Linked DNA regions of Homo sapiens: region 2 is linked to region 1. A link is a contact called in ENCODE Hi-C or POLR2A ChIA-PET data. All regions are on one chromosome and are shown on one strand. The core of a region is the stretch at or near the end of the contact, and the rest is flanking DNA. Distances in the headings are between cores, read along the strand shown. Region 1 has its middle 180 kb from the start of BET1. Region 2 has its middle 150 kb from the start of COL1A2-AS1.

What was found. Hi-C counts contacts between places; a loop is a spot of excess contacts on that map. ChIA-PET counts read pairs that join two places held with the same protein, here RNA polymerase II (POLR2A).
Region 2: a map of PC-3 shows a loop between it and region 1 (2.4-fold over the local background). The contact joins two enhancer-like sites. A Hi-C loop is called at or near these places in 1 of 168 maps with a recorded cell type or tissue (PC-3) and 1 of 37 single-sample maps with no recorded cell type. POLR2A ChIA-PET finds 5 or more read pairs at or near these places in 1 of 52 experiments (MCF 10A).

The regions. Positions count from the first base shown.
Region 1 is chr7:94,181,027-94,185,741 of GRCh38, forward strand. No RefSeq gene overlaps it. Among named protein-coding and RNA genes, the nearest start is that of BET1, 180 kb to the left of the region's middle. Within about 2 kb of position 2,510, at least 10 of the 41 ENCODE cell types and tissues checked have a DNase peak (open chromatin) inside an H3K27ac peak, as active enhancers do.
Region 2 is chr7:94,236,625-94,241,978 of GRCh38, forward strand. No RefSeq gene overlaps it. Among named protein-coding and RNA genes, the nearest start is that of COL1A2-AS1, 150 kb to the right of the region's middle. Within about 2 kb of position 3,223, at least 2 of the 41 ENCODE cell types and tissues checked have a DNase peak (open chromatin) inside an H3K27ac peak, as active enhancers do.

The DNA.
Region 1 (4,715 bases), core at 1,260-3,759:
AATTTTAGTGATGGAAAAGAGAGAGCAGGATTTAAATCCCTGGTTCATAGGCAATAAACTATAAAAATTGTTAATTGATTACATTGACTCAGGACTTATTTATTTGGGCATCTTTATTGACATTTGAGAGGATACCAAAAAGAAAAAAAGTTTTTCTATACACTTAAAGAAAGTTCCCTGGCAAAACAAATGTGCATAATTTTTAGGAAAGGCTGCATGTCATGAAAACAGGTGTTTAATCATAATTCTTACTGGCATGCATCTAAAATTAAATCATGCAGAGTTAGTAATGTTAAAAACCATAATATTCTTCAATTATTATAATAATATGTTACCTTAAGCAAATGTGCTACAAGTTCCAAAGCACATCAATTTACATTAGTTCACCTTAAATGCAGGTATAGTTCTTGCCCCAACATCATTTCCAGTTGGCTCCTAAATTGGTTTATTTATGCTACTTAGCCCTTGGAATTAATCAACCATTCTGTCTTGAATTTACCTAAACAAATAGAGCATTCCTGATATAATTAGTCCAGATAGTATGGAGTAATATGGGATTTAACATGAAAAATACATATTTTCCTAGGAAATGTCAGACTTTTCAGAATACACCTTCCACCCCTCCTCATTTAACATTTTATGATATATTCTACAGGCCAGGCATGGTAGCTCATGCCTGTAATCCCAGCACTTTGGGAGGCTGAGGCAGGCAGATCACTTGAGGTCAGGAGTTCCAAACCAGCCTGGCCAATGTGGTGAAACCCCGTCTCTACTAAAAATAGAAAAATGAGCCAGGCATAGTGGCTTATGCCTGTAACCCCAGCTACTGGGGAGGCTGAGGAAAGAGCATCACTTGAATCCAGGAGGCGGAGGTTGCAGTAACCTGAGATCGTGCAGTTGCACTCCAGCCTGGGTGACAGAGTGAGACTCTGTCTCAAAAATATATATAATAATAAATGCTACAATTCCTAATTCGATAAAAGTTCTACACAACATCTGTGCTCACAGACTTAGAATTTTTGAAGGCAGGGTAAGAATTTGCTGTGATATTGCTAACTCCACTTGCTAGAATAGGAATCCTCTAACAGGGACTTTATAGACAATGAACCATAAGGGACATTGGCTCTGCTGAACCAGCTTACCACTGACTGTGACTGCCTCTTTCAGCATGGAGCTGATGGAACAGACTCCTCTCTGTGAGTCACAGTTGAGCTGAGCTGGACTCGGATCCTATGACCAACCTGTAACATGAGTTCAGCTTCTTTTCCCCTAACCCAAGAACAGTCAGTATGATGCTGCAGCTCTCTTACTCTCCATCATTAATGCTCTGTATATATTCACAAAATACACACATGGAATCTGTGTCACACACATTTTTCCTGTATGAGGAAAAATGACTGGATGTGAGGAAGACAGATGGAGTGGGAATGAGGAACCAAGGTTTCCTGCTTCTTGTTGAATCTGAGCTCTTCTTTGAGTTGTACCAGTGTAAGGAATATTTTAAATCCATTTTGTCAGAAAGTATTCACTCTGTACTCAGAAGGAATATCTCAGAATGCCACTGTCTAACAGCGTCATACCCGGTCTTACAAGGGTGAAGTCTAGACAATCATACATTACAATTTAAAGGATTTAAATAATCACTTAAAATAATGTTTCACAAATGGCCAACATGAATGCTAAGTTTACTAGCAAACTAGACATCTTATTTTTTAAATTACCTTAACATTTAAAATTCTGAATAGCTTATACAAAAGACACTTAGACTACTGGATAATGTTGCTAATTGTGTCTCTTGTCCTGTTGCAATAGCTGAATTCTTACAAATACTATGTCTAAGTTATGAGCACATTACAAACATGCATACACACATGTGAATGTGCACATACACGGTTTTTCGTAATGGCATTTCCCTCAGCCATTAGTTTGTCATATGGACCAAAGTATTCAATTTCACATGAAGTGGGATCTACAGGTAACTATTCAGAAATTTTCTCATCAGTCCCTAGTATAATCTCCTTAAACAACATAAAAGATTACACCTAAAATACATTTATTTTTAGAATAACTATTTACCTCTAGACCGTTCAGATGTAGCCAGTAACAATGTTTTTCTATCTCCCCTATTTAAACTTACTTGATAATGGAGTGTCATACTATAGTGTTGTTTTTAATTTTTTTAATTAAAGTGAGAACTCTATTGTAGAGAGTTTTCTAAAAACACTTAAAGTCAATAAGCTGATACATATTTTCCCAGGATCTGCTCTGAAAATGTATAACAAACAGGAAAGTCAGCCTGAGAGACATAAACAAGTCACCAGCCTCACCCAGTGACCCTTGACAGGGCCAAGAATGGACCTCCGGCTCTGGGGTCCAGTCCTGCTCACCACTTGGTGCTGCTGCCCTCTGCTCTTTTGTTTCTAATAAAGTTTAAGACACTTCCTGTCTAAATCACATGTGGTTATAGTTCCATGATCCCCATAGTAACACTGAAAGAGAAAAGAAAGTGAGTAGACTCTGCTAAAAGTCAACCAGGATGTTAGAAATTCCTCTCCACTGACTAATCATCTTTCTGCTATTGAACCTTCCTGTCTTTAAGAAATCCTATTTGCGTCACACCATAAGTGAAATTCCAGACAGTTAGGCCTTTCACAATGAAACAAAAAAAAAAACTTAGAAGGGGCAGAAGGCATTCATGTGAAAGTCTGCTGTTTATCAGTGTAATTCTGGAGTTGTGATTTTTTTGGTCAAATTCCCTGGCACCTAAATAGGCAATTTGAGAATAGCATTTGTTCTCACCAAACTACTATTTGCACACACAATCTTTGTACAAGGTATTTTTTAAAACTGTCTAAATCTAAGTTTGTTGAATAAAATATTGTTTGAAGTTGATAGAATTTCAGCTGAAGGCTGATTATCATTTTGTTACATTGGAAACTTTTTTCGTAACAGTTTTATTGTGATAAAGTTCATATACCATAAAATGTAGCCATTTAATGTGTACAATTCAATTGTTTTAGTATATTCACAGAATTGTGCAACTGTTACCACAATCAGTTTCAGCAAATTCTAATTACCCGAAAAGAAAACCTTGTACCCTTTAGCTATCACTCCACAATTGCCTCACAACAATCAACAACCTCCCCTGCCTCCACTGTAAACAATCACTCATCTACTTTCTGTCTCTAAAAAGTTGCCCCTCTGGACGTTTCACATAAATAGACTAGTATAATACATGGTCTTTTCTGACTATATTATTTCCTTTTTTAAAATTTTTAAACGCTTTTATTTTAGGTTCAGAGTCCATGTGCAGGTTTGTTATATGGGGAAAATTGTGCCATGGGAGTTTGTTGTACAGATTATTTCATTACCCAGGTACTAAGCCTACTACCCAATAGTAATCTTTTTTCTGTTCATCTCACTCCTCTGATCCTGCACCCTCTGGTATGTCCCAGTGTCTCTTGTTCCATTCTTTGTGTCCATGGGTTCTCATCATTTAGCTGCCACTTATAAGTGAGAACATGTGATATTTGGTTTTTGTTCCCACATTAGTTTGCTAAGGATAATGGCTTCCAGCTCCATTTATGTCCCTGCAGAGGACATGATCTCCTTCATTTTTATGGCTTCAGAGTATTCCATGGTGTATATGTACAACATTTTCTTTATCCAGTCTACCAGTGATGGGCATTTAGGTTGATTCCATGTCTTTGCTATTGTGAATAGTGCTGCAATGAACATACTTATGCATGTGGATCTTTATGACAGAATGATTTCTATTCCTTTGGATATATTCCCAGTAATGGGATAGCTGGATCAATTGGTAGTTCTGTTTTCAGCTTTTCAAGGAATTGCCAACTGCTTTCCATAATGGTTGAACTAATTTACACTCCCACCAACAGTGTATAAGCATTCCCTTTTCTCGACAACCTCTCCAGCATCTGTTATTTTTTATTTTTGATAATAGCCATTCTGACTGGTGTGAGATTCTATCTCATCGTTGTTTTGATTTGCATTTCTCTAATGATCAGTGATATTGAGCTTTTTTCATATGCTTGTTAGCCTTCTGTGTCTTCTTTTGAAAAGTGTCTGTTCTTGTTCTTTGCCCGCTTTCTAATGGGGTTGATTTTTTTCTTGTAAATTTAATTTCCCTATTGATGCTGGACATTAGACTTGTCAGATGCGTAGTTTGCAGATATTTTCTTCCACTCTGTAGATTGACTGTTTACTCAGTTGATAGTTTCTTTTGCTGTGCAGAAGCTCTTTAGTTTAACTAGATCCCATTTATCAATTTTTGCTTTTGTTGCAATTGTTTTGGCGTCTTTGTCATGAAATCTATGTCCATTGCCGACTTATTTCTATGCTTTCTATTCTGTTCCATTGGTCTGTGTGTCTGTGTTTGTACCTGTACCATGCAGCTTTAGTTACCGTAGCCCTGTAGTACAGATTGAAGTCAGGTAGCGTGATGCCTCTGATTTGTTCTTTTTTATTAGTTGCCATTCTGGACATTTGCCTTGGCTATTCTGGCTCTTTTTTTGGTTCTATATGAATTTAAAAATATTTTTTCTAGTTCTGTGAAGAATGTCATTGGTAGTTTGATAAGAGTACCACTGAACCTGTAAGTTGCTTTGGATAGTATGGCCATTTTAATGATATTGATTCTTCTGATCCATAAGCATGAAATGTTTTTCTATTTGTTTGTGTCATCTCTGATTTAT
Region 2 (5,354 bases), core at 1,973-4,472, 56 kb after region 1:
AGAACTTGGCATGTTGGTACCTTTTAATTCCCAAAAGAGGTTCACTTCAAATTTTCCAAGTCCTTCCTCCAGAAACCTTCAAATTCCTCAAATCAATAGCTTCCCTGCAAGGAAAACAACACCACAAAAAATATTCACATTTTGGAGATCCTGCTATATAGCATTTTCTCAGAGTTTCTTCAAATTATATTCCTTTAAGTTAATTACTAGATGGGTTTATGAGTTATTTAGTGAACTGGAATGCTATAGAAGGCACAGAATGGGCAAGGAATGGGGGCAGTGGGCATAGGATTCATGTGTGACTCACATTAATTCCCAGAGATAAGGTTCGTTTTATGACTGCATCCCCATATGAACAACCTGGTCTTTTCCATTAAAATTAAAATATTACCTTTCTTACAGAATCAGTTTAAACCCTGACACTTCATCTCACAGACAAGATCAACTTAGAGACTGCTCAGAAACACACCTGAAGTGGTCAGGCTGGGGTGGACTCAATAGAGAATGGTTAGAGAAGGGAAAAGAGACAAAGGAATTAAGAGAGTTGACACAGCAGGAGAAGGGGTGGACGGCAGGAGGCAGGTTAGATCATTAACAACTTAGAACATCACTCCTACAGCTCAACTCTTCACGCCTAAAAGATCTGAATTAAAAAGTGGGCTCTGCAAAAGTCTAACTGCTCATATAGTCTTTTAACCTAAAAGGAGGGGGAAACTTTAAAAGTCCAAATGTTATCTATTGCCATATTTGACATTAAGTTCATTCATGAATTGCTCAGGTCACTGTTAGAATGATTCTTACTAAACTTTAAAACATAAAATGTGTTAAATCAAACTAAAATTTTGCCCGAGAAAGCCTCCATACTCACATACTTGAGTTCTTAACATATGAACTACAACCTACGTTAGTACATAGATGAACTGGAAACCTAACTTCAGAGTATGCTTTTGTAACAATAGCTGAGTCTCAGCCAATCACAGAAGTTGTATTGAACCCCTCACAGGCAGCCAACCATGCAAACCTTGTTCAAATAAGGCAAACCCAGAGCTGTAACCAATCCAGCGTTTCTGTACCTCACTTCTGTTTTCTGTACATCACTCTCCTTTTTCTGTCCATAAATCTTATCTGACCATGCCACAGCCCTGGAGTCTCTCCAAATCTGTTTTAATTCTCAGGGCAGCCCAAATCATAAACTGTTTCCTTTTCCTTGCTTAAACTGTTAGATTCAATTTGTCTAAAGTTTTTATTTTAACCAATGCCTCCACAAAATCAATATTCCATCTGCATGTCTAGGTAGAAAATGGAAAGAACAGAAATAGTTTTAACCAGAAATCATTTGATTTTTAAAAAGGTCTAATAAACATGGCCATAGAACAGTATCTATAAATTATAAGGGATGGTTTTACATAACAGAAAATTATATAATGTTGGCTTGATGCAAGCAATTTAGCAGATTGGTTCAAATTTGTCATCTGCACTTTCTAGTTTTAGTGGTTCTCAAATGTATATTCTCATATCCACATGCAAATAAATATTAAGGGTCATCAACAGCTTCTTTGTAATCTACAGTATTTTTTCTTTAGCTTAAGAACAGGGTCTGAAGATTTAGCAAAATCCTAACTATTAACTAACCAATTCTATATCAATATCTCACAGCTCTTTCACTCAAGTGACAATCTTTTCATTTCAATTCAATACCTAGTCTGAAATAATATCTACGAAAACCCAGAAGTGGTGTGTCCAAAAATTAAACAATACTTTTTAAAAGCTCTCAAGTTAAAAGGAAATTAATTCATTGTACTTTTTATGGAGTTTGAATCCACATTCCCAAGAAAGGGCAGGGATTCCTTTGGAGTCCTCAGCAAATACATTTCTTCCAGCCTCTGGCTATAGAGAGCAGTTGTGATTCCCAAGGCAACTCAGTATTGCCAAGAAAAACCTGTGCCTCCCACAAACATACGAGCCCTCATTCACAACTCAATAATAAATAAGCAACTTTGCCTTGGCTGGGAGAAAACAAGGCTAATATAGGTGGAATTGAATATCAGAAACAAAAGCTATAAATCTTCATTGTTCTTATTTAAATTATTCAACAATTGATCTTCTTCCACACACAATAGAAAAACTATGTTGATAAGGTATAAAACAAAAATTGTTTAAACTTAAGACAATCTTACCAAACATACAAACTCCTATTAGCAGGTATATTTTCACACTCAATGTATCACACTCCCCCAAGTTTGTTTGAAGAAACTATGTGACAACAAAGCACTTTTTTTTCTTTTGACAAATCAGTAAAAACAATATAACCCAACAATTATAATGTACATGTATATGTTGGATATAAAAGGTTCATGCATATTTTTATAGGCTTTTTTCTTGTCTTTGTCTTTTTTTTAATTCGTTCTATTTCTTTTAAATTCTATTAACAGGACTGGAGCTCCATTCAGCTGGAACTTTGGACCTGGGTTCCATTTAATTGGGCACCAGCTCTGCACCAAAACACATATGGAACAAATTATTCTACCTTTTAAATCACAGCAATGTATAAATCTGGAAGAAAATGCTGCATTTTCTGACCTAGGAATCCTTTCCCAGAGCTTTAAAAAAAAAAGCTGCTTTTAAAAAAATTATTATTGAAAAAAATGTTCTAATATGTCTTCAGAATTTTTGAAAACTTATTTCCATGGAATGACAGCTCAATCACATATGGAGATTTCATTAAACTGGTTTAACAAGAATTCCTGTTCAGAAGAGTTTAGTACTGAGCAAGCTGGTTACCAACCTCAAGAGTCTTACACTTTAAAGATACAATAAAATATATTCAAACATATATTCTCTTTTCTGAAATGTGTTGGTAGTATATTAACACAACCAGTTATATCTCTAGGATGCCAAGTAATGTCAAGAAAAAATTGCTCTGGACAAAGTTAAATGAGCAAGGAAGACTTTATTCAAGCTATTTTAATAGGGGACAGAGACAATTGTCAAGAAGACAATAACTCTTCTTGAAAGTCTAAAATGTAGCAAAGCTGAGGGGAACTTTAAGGCTGTCTTGGTCGATAAACAAGAAAAGGGAAACTCTAGCACTGAAAAAGTTACTTTTGAGCAATATTTTAATAAAAGAAAAGCACACAAATTCCTCTAAAGGAAGGGGAAGCTGTCTGAGGCCGAGGTGGTGCTCTGCCAGGAGCAAGCTGACAAGTCTCACTCAAGTGCTGGCAAACAGAGCTTGGGGGCCGGAGCAGGAGCCTGAGCTGGGAGGAGGCTGGCCATTCATTCCAGGAAACTAGTGGGTGGAGGGCCTTGATGCCTGTGATTAAGAGTGTTAATTTGGATTGAGAGGTAATTGGGCATTGGCACAGGACTCAGAAAGGGGAAATAATGCAATCAAAGAGAGGCCTGAGGAAGATGATTGTGACACCTGTGAGAGAATTGAGGCTACAGAGGCTGAGGCGGGAAGACCAATAAGGAGGTCATTATCCTGCTGCCTAGACTGTTAGAGTGCTCCATCTCTGCACTAATCCCCACTCTGTCCCTTTTTCTTCAGTGAAGCACTTCTCCTGTCTCTCTCCTTAATTATCTTTTCACAATACAGTCCCTATGACCACCTTTTAAAAAATCAAACTGTCCTTCTTATTTCTTTGAAATCTCTCCAGAAAGTACACTTGAACCATAAGATTTAAGATGTAATTAAATCATCAGATCTTCCAGGCAGAAGATGTGAAGCGATAATTAAGAGTTTCCTAAGTTTGCCTGATCATAAGACCCAAGTAGGGATGTTTAAAACATGTGTTTAATTTTTTTTTTTTTTTGAGACAGAGTTTTGCTCTTTGTTGTCCAGGCTGGAGTGCAAAGGCATGATCTCAGCTCATTGCAACCTCTGCCTCCTGGGTTCAAGCGATTCTCCTGCCTCAGCCTCCCGAGTAGCTGGGATTACAGGCATGTGCCACCATGCCCAGCTAATTTTGTATTTTTAGTAGAGTCGGGGTTTCGATATCTTGGTCAGGCTGGTCTTGAACTCCTGACCTCAGATGATCCGCCCACCTCAGCCTCACAAAGTGCTGAGATTACAGGCATGAGCCCCCGCGCCCGGCCTGGGGTTTCCTTTAAGCATAACTTCCTAGGTTCCATTTCACACTCACTGAAACAATATTGTCCACTGGACGGGTATAACAACTTGTCTTTTCAGGAGAGTACCCCAAATGATAGCTATGATCTGACAGTTAGACAATGAGTTATAAGGGACAGTTAGTAGCTGGCAATGTCATGAGACTTCATGAACGAGATGAGTTTTTAATGAGTTGATTTTAAACTACTTTCCTCTCCATTTTGGTTCCTGATGGCACTAGCATATCAGGCTAATGGTGAATGCCTAATGAATGACGTTGCCTGGAAAACTGGTAAAAACCAGATTAAAGTATGCTCCTGCCAAGCACTGGCTTAGTTAAATGAATGTAATCGGAGAAAAGGAATCCTCGGAAATGTGAGAAAACTACACAAAACAATCGCATTGGGGGATGAGCCAGAAGCTGACCGTGAAAATGAGGCTCTAGATACACAGTCACTCAAGTGCTTTTTCAAAACTGAACTTCCATATCTCTTTGGCCCTATCCCAATATGGAAGGACTATAGTAGATAAACATCTGAATGAGAAAATGAATATTATGCCATACTGATTCTACCAGGTTTATACAGCTGTGGACCAAGTGAGTCAACAGTAATATGCCTTTAAAAATTGAACAAACGTGAAACAAAATGTCTTCAGGAAATAAGATTTAACCTGCAGGTTTAACTAGCCACATTTTCCCCACGAAAAAGAGCCACTAAAATATGTATCTGGAACCTTCGTGGAAGCAAGTCAAAGGAATTTGAAGGAAAAGCTGAAGGAATCACATGGAGCCATGCATGAAACAATGGGACCACCTAGTGTCATCTGAACTTTTCCACTAAAGGGCTTATCATCACCCAGTTTCCTCTTGCCTATGGTGTACGACTAGTGACTGAGTAGAGGGCTGGGTAGGAAAAAACATCCATTTCTATTTGGGATTTGGAGTTTGGGTGGAAGTAGAACAAGATAACAACTGTCACCAGGATCTATTACCTTCTGATAAGCTCTGGAAGGACCTGGTGCTCATCTGACTGTTCACAGATCCTTTTTATCAAGACTGTTATTCAGCTAATCCAGATGTCCTACTGAAACTGATTATTTTTTTCAACCTAGTGTCTTCTTTTGGTCAAAATCCTTACCTAATTTTCAAACAGAACCAAAATAATAACCAGTGCCTGCAAAACTTTTTGTGTCAAAAGTTCTTATTCTCTAAGCACTTGGGGAATTATTTACGCAAGGCTCG